2 separate regions of the Homo sapiens genome follow, and region 2 is linked to region 1. A link is a loop called in an ENCODE intact Hi-C map of the cell type or tissue named here. Cell type or tissue: psoas muscle. All regions are shown on one strand.

The links. A loop is a pair of places that touch in the nucleus more often than their neighbours do. Peaks named below come from ENCODE experiments on the same cell type or tissue, not always from the same donor. Only the 100,000 strongest peaks of a DNase experiment are listed, where the experiment ranks them.
Region 2: it touches region 1 in a loop (2.3-fold over the local background); 1 of 110 quality-filtered maps calls a loop at or near these places.

What each region holds. Positions count from the first base shown.
Region 1 is chr7:106,137,890-106,142,889 of GRCh38, forward strand. No RefSeq gene overlaps it. Among named protein-coding and RNA genes, the nearest start is that of SYPL1, 28 kb to the left of the region's middle. In psoas muscle, no CTCF peak of the experiment used is centred here; DNase peaks (open chromatin) are centred at 1,872 and 2,212; H3K4me3 peaks cover 923 bases; H3K27ac peaks cover 4,590 bases.
Region 2 is chr7:105,677,124-105,682,123 of GRCh38, forward strand. The region is part of intron 3 of ATXN7L1 (ataxin 7 like 1); the gene reads right to left. Among named protein-coding and RNA genes, the nearest start is that of EFCAB10, 98 kb to the left of the region's middle. RefSeq lists enhancers at 1,809-2,748, 1,882-2,021, 3,553-4,052. In psoas muscle, no CTCF peak of the experiment used is centred here; DNase peaks (open chromatin) are centred at 890, 1,968 and 3,578; H3K4me3 peaks cover 1,453 bases; H3K27ac peaks cover 1,315 bases.

The DNA of each region.
Region 1 (5,000 bases):
TTTGCATTTCATTGCAGGATGGCAGCGCTTAACACCAAGGCATCCCTTACTAACTAACAATGACCTATCATAAGGCACGTGGAGGGCTCAGGGTCGCCAACTGGGTACGGGAAGCTCCTGGAAACACCCTATGAAGGCAGCAGCCTGCTCCAGACAGGGAACACAGACTGAGAGTATCAGGACTCTCTCGTTGGCTACAAATGCTTCTGCAGTAAGTAAATCCTAAAAGATAAAACTTCTTTGATGGAAAGGCCGTAATACACTTAAATGTTACTTAACCCAGCAATCCCATTACTGAGTATATACTCAAAGGAATAGAAATCATTCTATTACAAACATACATGCATGTTTATGTTCATTGTAGCACTATTCACAATAGCAAAGACATGGAATCAACCCAAATGCTCATCAATGATAGACTGGATAAAGAAAATGTGGCACATATACACCATGGAATACTATGCAGCCATAAAAAGGAATGAGATCATGTCCTCTGCAGGGACATAGATGGAGCTGGAAGCTGTTATCCTCAGCAAACTAACACAGGAACAGAAAACCAAAGACTGCATGTTCTCACTTATAAGTGGGAGCTGAACAATGAGAACACATGGACACAGGGAGGGGAACAACACACACTGGGGCCTGTGGAGAGGGAGATGAGAGGGGGAAGGAGAGCATCAGGAAGAATAGCTAAAGCATGCTGGGCTTAATACCTAGGTGATAGGTTGACCTGTGCAGCAAACTACCATGGCACACGTTTACCTATGTAAGAGACATGCACATCTTGCATATGTACCCCGGAACTTAAAATAAATATTAAAATTAATTTTAAAAAGCAACAAACAGTTCCTCACCACCTTTAAGAGATGTTTAGCTAGTTTCCTTGCTGATTGAACCTGGCAGAGGTGAGGGGGGAAGTTGGTGAGAAAAGATCTGGGAATGAGACGATTTGTCCAGCCCCATAAAAGGAAATCCCTGGAAGAATTGGAGCAGGTGGGAGAATCTGCATCTCTTTCATCTTCCATCGCTCCCTGGGGAAGCAGTGGGGCGGTGCTTCTCCCAGTCTGCCTTCTGGTTCGCAGGCCTGGAGGCACATTAGAATCACCTGAGGGGGCTTTTAAATCCACCCATGCCTGGGACCCACCCAGAAATCTCCAGGAGTGCAGCTGAGGTAGGGAAGTTTTTAAAAACTCTTCAGGTGACTGTGAAGCAGAGAGCATATCACTGCTCGAGCGTTTCAGAACCAGAAACAAATAAGTGACACAAGTGAAGAGTGAAACTACAACATTTCGGTGAGTTTGGAAGGGAGCAGGCATTGTAGATAGATTTTTAAAGAGGAGAAGTGGGACCCCGAGAGGAGGAGCAATTTGCCTGGGTCAGTGGCAGAGTTGGGGAAGGAGGTAGCCTCGTTTTCTTTTTGGTCCCCTATACCCTTTTTTATTTTCTGGTGGCATATTATAGTATTAATTGTTCTGACGGCTTAGCTTTATATGTACCCAGCCATGAAATTTCCACTCTGTCATTGGGCAACCTCTCCAGTTAGACCTACACACTGTTGTAAAGTGTTTCCTGGCAGGGAAACCCAAGTATTTCGTTTCTAATTCTTAGCTCTTTGCAAGTCTGAGCAGTGGGTCATGAGACTCCCACAACTGTTTAGAAGGAGCCAGGGCCCACTTTTCATGCATTCTGTTCAAAGCATAATCCATGTGCATGCAGTGAAAATGCAAACGTGCGGGTGGCATTCAGACCTAACGCAGTCTCAGCTTTCAATCCTGCTGTGAATCCAGAGTGGCTGTCATGGGATCTACTGCAGTTAATTTTTTCAGAACTCAGAGCTAAATCCCTGAGGAGGCCTGGGCTGGAGAGGCCACCTGAATGGTGGCCTGCTTAAAGGTGCGGTCATGTTTCCTGATTTAACTGGGTCAGTTTGGTTGTTTATTTTTGCCATTTGATTTCAGGGCAGGGTTGGCTTCAGTGTGCTGGCAATTCCCAGATAGTTTATGCTCTGAGGGACTGGGACAGGTGTTCAAGAACCCCCAGTGACTATTATTTAATTTTGTTCCTCCCCCAGCCTCATGGTTTATATATGAGTTGTTATGTGACAGAGTTCTATTTTTAACCACAGACATGCTCTGTTCAACTGGAATCATGTTCTTTAGACACTGCATTATGCAAGCTGGCTCCAAAGTTTGCCAGAAGTGCTAAACTAAACTGTGACAATTCCCAGCCGTAGTCACTGACACCCCCACAGTGAACCAAACAGCATGCTTACTTGCTTCAAGATAGAGTTTCAGTTGTGTTAAATAACTGTCTGGTGCTACCTGATGAGAAAGCCATGTCTGGCTGTTTGGATCAGCTTCTCTGATCTTGTCTCCTGTCTAATCCCAGAATAAATCCTTTGGGTTTTGGGGGAGGACGTTAAAAAGGCTCTGGTGAAGAAGATTAAACCTGAAACAAGTCATAATGAGGCATAAACAAGGTAATACTCATTGTAAGGTATCTTCCCAGGTTCTAAGCAGGAGAGGAGAAAAGATGGTTTCGATGGAGGGCATCTGTTGAGAAACCCCTCTGATGTAGATGTTCCTGTGGAGTCATTTATATCCAAACATTAGGACATTAGACAAGTGCACTGGTGGGTTCTCAGGGTTTTTTATGGGGTGATCATAAAGAAGTGGCTCTCAAGAATTGCATCGAGCCAGGGATCTTCTGACTTCTGAAGACTGACATCTGGCTTATCTAAGATGATCCAGGGAAGGGGCGGAGCTAGAAGTCTCTGCGGGAAGATTGTTAGTATTTGCTGGGATTCTTTGGTGGCAAGCAACAGAAATAAACTCTCAAGAAGGGTTAATCTACTTAGGCAGAAAAGGACTTTTTAGAAAATAAGTTCCATGAGAGCAAGGGCTAGCTTGTTCACTGGTATTTCCTCAATAGAACAGTACCTTGAATATAGTAGGTACTCATTGTCTTAGTCCGCTCAGACTGTTAACAAAATTCCTTAGACTGGGTAATTTATAAACAACACAGATTTATTGCTCCCAGTTCTGGAGTCTGGTATGTTCAAGATCAAGTTGCCAGCAGATTCGGTATCTGATGAGAGCCCGTTCCTCATAGTTAGTGCCTTCTGTGTGTCCTCACATGGCAGAAGGGGCCAGCAGGCTCCCTCACACCTTTTCTATAGGGCACTAATCCCATTCAAGAGGCCTCCTAAAGGTCCCACCTCTTAATACAATCACACTGGGGATTAAGTTCTATAAATTTTAGAGGGACACCAACATTCAGATCATAGCGCTCAGTAAATATTCATGGACTAAAAGAAGTTATAGGGTGGATCAAAGCATTGTTAGGAAGATTGTGAACCAGTTTTGGAAAAAGATAAAGAATGAGAGCATCTCTGGAGAGGCTTAGGTAGCAGGAACTAGGTCCCTGACAGTCTCATCAGGACACCACTGCTGGAATAACTGCTTTCCAAACATTTTTATATTTTTAAGTGTCTACACTCATGCTTCAAAATCCAGACAGAGAGAGTGAGTGTATATTAATCAGGGTTCTCCAGAGAAACAGAACCCTCTATCTCCACCTCTCCCCTTCTCCCCCTCTCCCCCTCTACCTCCCCCTTCTCCCCCTCTCCCCCTCTACCTCCCCCTTCTCCCCCTTCTCCCCCTCTCCCCCTTCTCCCCCTCTCCCCCTTCTCCCCCTCTCCCCCTTCTCCCCTTCTCCCCTTCTCCCCCTCTCCCCCTCTACCTCCCCCTTCTCCCCCTCTCCCCCTTCTCCCCCTCTCCCCCTTCTCCCCCTCTCCCCCTTCTCCCCCTCTCCCCCTCTACCTCCCCCTCTCCCCATGTGTGTAAAAGAAGGAATTGGCTCGTGTGATTGCAGAGGCTGGCAAGTCCAGTCTGGCAGGTTGGAGACCCAAGCAGAACCCATGTTCCTATTTGAAGGCCATCAGACAGGAAGAATTGATGTTGCATATGAAGACAGTCTGCTAGAGAATTATCCTTACTTAGAGGAAAGGTTGGTCTTTTAATTCTATTTAGGCTTCAAGTAGTTGGATGAGGACCATTCACTATGGAGGGCAATCTTCTTGACTGATTAAAATGTGAATCTCTTTCAAAAACACCCTCGCAGAAACACTCAGAATGTTTGACCAAATATGTGGGCACCCTGTGACCCAGTCAAGTTGACACACAAAATTAACTATCAGAGAGGAGAGAGAGAATGCAACTGACCTAGCTTAAGTTGTGTGCCCACCCCTTTGGCTGGTAGAAGGCAGGGTATTTTGTCAGTTCTAGAGATTTTGAACCATGGGGCAGAACTGATTTCCTAAAGGGAAAGTGGAGAGCTGTTACCAGGAGAAGGAGAATAAATAGTGGGAAGCTACAAAACAACTGGCTCTTCTTGAATGATGGTTTTATTTTTCTTATTTTGTTACTTGCTTCCATGTGAGTAAACATTAAAACACATCTGTGCTGCTTTGCTTGACTTCTTCCAGCTCCTTTATACAAGAGGAAGAACAGCTGGGAGGGAGAAAAATATTTTTTTTCCTTTCTCTCTTCACTTCCAGTCCTCAGTAGAGGTGACTGACGGGTGATGGTTACCTCTGAGTCCTTGCTTTTGGGGGTCTGTGCTAATGATTGAACACTCAAATGCTGCCTCACTCTGAAGAGGTCCTTCAACACTGTAAAAGGCATTCACAAGACATCCCTGCCCCGGAAGAGTTTGAATCTGTTGGACTTTGTGCATTTTTCTTCTTTTCTATCCTTCACCTACTAGTTGTGGCTACTACAAACCCATATAGTTCTTCTGGAATTAAGGAGACACACTTCCCTCAAAGTGCTTTACATCTATTGGTCAGAGATGGTCATAATGTACTGAGTTTGTTAGAATGACGCGTTGCTATGTACCAGGAAGTTATCACAGGGCATATAAGTCTACCATGTCTACAGTGTGAAGGATGCCTCGTTAGACGCAGCACTCTTGTGCAATGTACAATCTGTCTACTTTAT
Region 2 (5,000 bases), 460 kb before region 1:
CTTTACTTTTGGACAGCAGGGCCAGGGCCCCCAAATCTGTGATTTTTTAAAAGGTCCTGAGGTGATTTTCATGCTCCATGAGCTTCGGGAGTCACTGGAAATGCCGACCAAACATGCTGTCTTTGGAATCAGAAAGATCTGGGCTCAAATCCCAGCTCTGTCACTCATTAGCTCTGGGACTTGGGGAAATAACTTAACCCCCTGAGCCCCAGTCTCCTTACCTGTAAAATGGGGACAATAATACCCACATCATGGAGTTACAACAGGACAGGTGCTCGAGTACACTGAGTCCCTCATCTTAGCGCACATCACACGCTGTAATTACTGGTTTACTGGTCTAAGTGTCCTGTGCCTGGACACACCCAGAGGGCAGGTGTCCTGTTTACTCTTTTATCTCCAGCGTTTAGCACAGGGTTTTGCCCTCAAGAGCACTCACTCTATTCACTGTGGAATAAATGGGTGTTGGGAGGATTGATAACATGTAGAAGGTGGCTACCACAGTGCCAACTCATGGGAGACGCTTAACATTAAGTTCCCCTGATACATGATAATGTCCATTAAAAACACACACACAGGTAGTAGCTTTCCTCAGTAGGCAGTTCTCAGCCTTATCCCTGCCCCTGAATTAAATTAGTCCACTTACAAGAATCCTATGGGAGCACACTGTTTAAGGACCACAGGCTGATAAGAGAGGCCACCACTGCTTTATTTCTATCTGTACCAGTGTCTACTTTCAACAGCACAGGGCCATGGTCTCTTATAAGAGAAGGTGAAAAGTCTCCACTCACTGCTAAGCTCATGGTGTCGCTCAGAGCCACTCACCCCACAGACTGTCGTGGTCCCACAGCAGCCACTAATAACGGAACCATTTCTGTTCTCCTTGGAGTGGCAGTTGGCAGCGGCAAACAGGAAGTTGTCTTGAAGTAGGGTGTGGTTATGCCCTGTCAACATATGCGTACAGACACATACTTTTTTTTTTTTTTTTTCCTTTCTGGCCCCCTTTTCTCTCCCTTCTTTAGAAGCAAAAGGTCTGAGTTATTTTGGTGAAAACAAACTTTTTACATGATTTAAGATCAACCATCACTACCACACAAACAAAAACCCAGGACAGAAAGGGGCCTAAAACACAGCAAAGGGTCTATTTTCCTGCCACCAGTCACTCGCTTGTGGCATTTAGTTAGGAACTGACTGTGTGTGTGAGTGGGTGTGCTTTTTCCCCTTTATTTCTCTGGGCACACAGGAAACAGAGCCCTAGCTAGAAACCAGCCAGACACGCTGCCCAGCATCCTAGTGAGCCCGTCAGTCCACCTGTGGGCCAGTCGCCTGCGTTGATTCAGGGCCTGCAGTGTGCATGCACTGGACAAGGACCATCGTGGACAGGAAAGAAGGAAAAAACCAGGGTGCTAGTTTCAAACAATTTGTACAGTTTGAATAGAAAGGACCCTGAACATGTCTTAACACAAAGTACATATAAAAACAACAAAGAAACACAATGACTGAGTAGATAAGTGCACTGAGTAGATAATACACGGACATAAACATGGGGCGTTGGGGTTGACACGCCGGGAAGGTTCATTGCAGCTGGCTTCCCGGTGCTCTGAAAGGTGTGCTAGAAAATTTTCCACTCCACTCCTTCTCAGGCCGGAGGCTGGTGCCTCCAGAAGGGCTGTCCAAAATAGACTGGTCCCCAACCCAGCCTCCTACTCCTGACCTCTTTCTGAGGCAGCTACTCTCCCCGCTCCCCGCCTCAGCCCTGTCTCGGCTCCAGCTCCAGCCCACAGCCGGAGAGCACTGTCTATGCTAACACTCATTTTGCTAAATGCCTCGTGGGCTGCCAGCATGATCTGCCTGCCAGGATCTCTGTTCCGTGACCTGCGCCCAGCCCCACGCCGTCCTGTGTGGCCCTCGTGCCCTGCGCTCACACTTACACATCCCGGGGAGGCTGCCTTGCCGTTTGGATAAGGAGGCTGACACACGCTGGGCAACGCGACTCGTGGTAGTAGATGTTTCCTGGCTCCTGGATGAGGGCCCTGGCCAGTCAGAACGCACCACTTCCCCTTTAAGAGAGCACGCCCAGACGAGATTAGGGAAAGGCAGAAAGAAAAGCCCGGAACAGTCAGGGTTGTATCCTGAATTTGGCAGATGAACTTGGGTATTCCTGAACCACACACACAAGGTGTGGTCAGAGGCAGCAGGCTCCTCAGAGGAGTATCAGAGCCAGCGCTGTGTGTGCAGGGCTGGGCCTTTCCGCAGCCCTGGAGCTGCTGTCTGTCTGGCCTGGGTCCCCGGTCCCCAGGCAGCCTGAAGACACCTCAGGCCTTCCCACTCCCTCTTCGCTCAGGGTCTGACCATCTTGATAGGCAGAGTCCACTTCATTACCTAGCACTATGCCTTAGAGAGAGTAGAGAGGTCATTATAATGATTGGAAAATACTTTTGTGGGTTGTTGGAACTATTGATTTAAGCAGGGAGATTTCATTCATTCTGGATATTTAGAAAGTTTGGTCCCTGATCTTGGCCAAGGACAGTAGATTTGGAGGGGGGAGAATGCCTACCAAAACAATGGTTCACAAAGGCCACACGTTATATGAAATGTCCAGAATAGGTAAAACCATAGAGACAGAAAGCCGACTTGTGGTTGTCAGGGGCAGGCTGGGAAAAGAAGGCGGGGGGAGTGACTGCTTAATGGGCACAGGGTCTTCTTTAGGGGTGATGGTTGCACAACATTGTGAAGGTACTCAATACCACTGAATTGTACATTTTAAAATGGTTAATTTTCTGTGATGCAAATTTCACCTCAATTAAAAAAAAAACAGTGGCAAAGTACGCTTTGCGCATCTTTATCTTCTGCTAGGACCTCTCCTGTGTGGCATCCAACATTTCTTTGCAAAACCTGGTTATTACCTGATGAATATTAAATCAACCTTAGATAAGGGGTACATGCCTTTTAGTAAAAAAAAAAAAAAAAAAATTAAACCTTTAAGACACAAAAGTATTCCAAGACTCAGAAGTATGATTTTCCTGGAGAATTTTGGACTGTGGGGAGACAGCACTCCCTCACGTCATGATCACATACTTCCTCTCATCACACACAAGCTAGGCAGAGCCTACTAGGCATTAGAGAGATTAGAGAGGGCATTATAATGACTGCCTATGTAAGATGGTCTCCTGTGGGGACCATCCCTTCAGCCACTTGAAAACATAACCAAAGCCAGAGACAGTGAGTCCCCCGTGGGAGAATTATTCAGGGAGAACATGACTGGACTTCTGGGTTCTTGGCTTCCTTTTCCCCTCTTGTTGAGAGAGTTTCTTCCCAGAATTGAGGAGAATTCATCAGTTTCAGATTGAGAGGGAGTTGTGCTGGCTGGCAAAGCAGAACTAGTTTCCACAGTTCCATTTGTTTGGAATGTAGTAGGGGGGTGTTGAGGGGGTATAAACTGACCACCCATCTGACCAGCCCTCGTTTTCAGTCATTTGCAGCTTTGGCTGGAGATTGTCTGTTCCCAACAGTTAGGCTGTGGGCGTTGTTCCCTGATCCCAGGCTAGCAGGTCAAGGGCCCCTGGGCACATTCCCTTCACCCAGGGGACTGTGGAGTAGAGGCCTGCTGGATGTTGCAATGCTTAGAAGAAACACAGATGAAAGGGCAGGCCCGAGGCCTGGGAACCTGAGTCTTTCCAGAGAAAAACGTGAGTTGCTTTCCTAGTATCTCTGCAAAGAGTTTCAGGATGACCTGGAGGACAGAGATGGGAACAGCTACTCTTGGGCCAGCTCTCCCAGAGCAATCTGGACCTTCTAGAGCATTGGCCCCTGCCTCTTGCAGCCCTGCTCTCCCTCCCTATCTCAGGTGCCCGTGTAGGCTCTTGGTAGCCTTACACCTGAGGTAGCGTAAGTTCTCAGCAAACATGTGGCTTAGGATAATAAGATGCAATATTTACTCTAGCTTCTGAAGAGCAGCAAGTTTAGAACCGTAACTCTAAATACAAAAACAGGCAGGTTCAATCTAATTTAAAAATGGGCAAAGGGCTGGGCACGGTTGCTCACGCCTGTAATCCCAGCACTTTGGGAGGCTGAGGCGGGTGGATCACGAGGTCAGGAGTTCGAGACCAGCCTGGCCAATATGTTGAAACCCCATCTCTACTAAAAATACAAACATTAGCTGGGTGTGGTGGTGGGCACTAATGACTCCAGTCACCAGTCATTAGGGAAACGCAGATCGAAATCACAGTGAGGTATCATTTCACACCCACTGGGATAGCTGTTAACAAACAATGAAAATAACAAGTCTTGGTGAGGATGTGGGGAAGTTGGATCCCTCGTGCACTGTTGGTGGGAATGTAAAATGGTACAGCCACTATGAAGAAGAGTATGGCGGTTCCTCAAAGAATTAAAAATTGATTCAGCACATGATCACACGATCTAGCAATATCACTTCTGGATATATATGCAAAAGAACTGGTATCTCAAATGTGGGTATACCCACATTCATAGCAGTATTACTCACAATAGTCAAAAGGTGGAAGCAACCCAAGTGTCTATCAATGAATGAATAGAGAATCCTATAATGGAATGTTATTCAGCCATAAAAAGGAAATTCTGACACATGCTACAACCTGGACAAACTTTGGGGACACTATGCTAAGTGAAATAATCCAGTCACAAACAGACAAATAATGTATGATTCCACTTACATGAGGTGCTCGAGATAGTCAAATTCATAGACAGAATGGCGGTTGTCAGGGATTGCAAGGGAGGAGGAATGGGGAGTTATTGTTCAATGGGTATAGAGTTTCGGTTTTGCAAGATAAAGAGTTCAGGAGAGGGCTGGGCACAGTGGCTCACACCTGTAATCCCAGCATTTTGAGAGGCCGAGGCAGGAGGATCTTTTGAGTTCAGGAGATTGAGAGCAGCCTGAGTAATATGGCAAAACCCTTTCTCTACAAAAAATACAAAAATTAGCTGGGCGTGGTGGTGTGCACCTGTAGTCCCAGCTACTGGGGAGG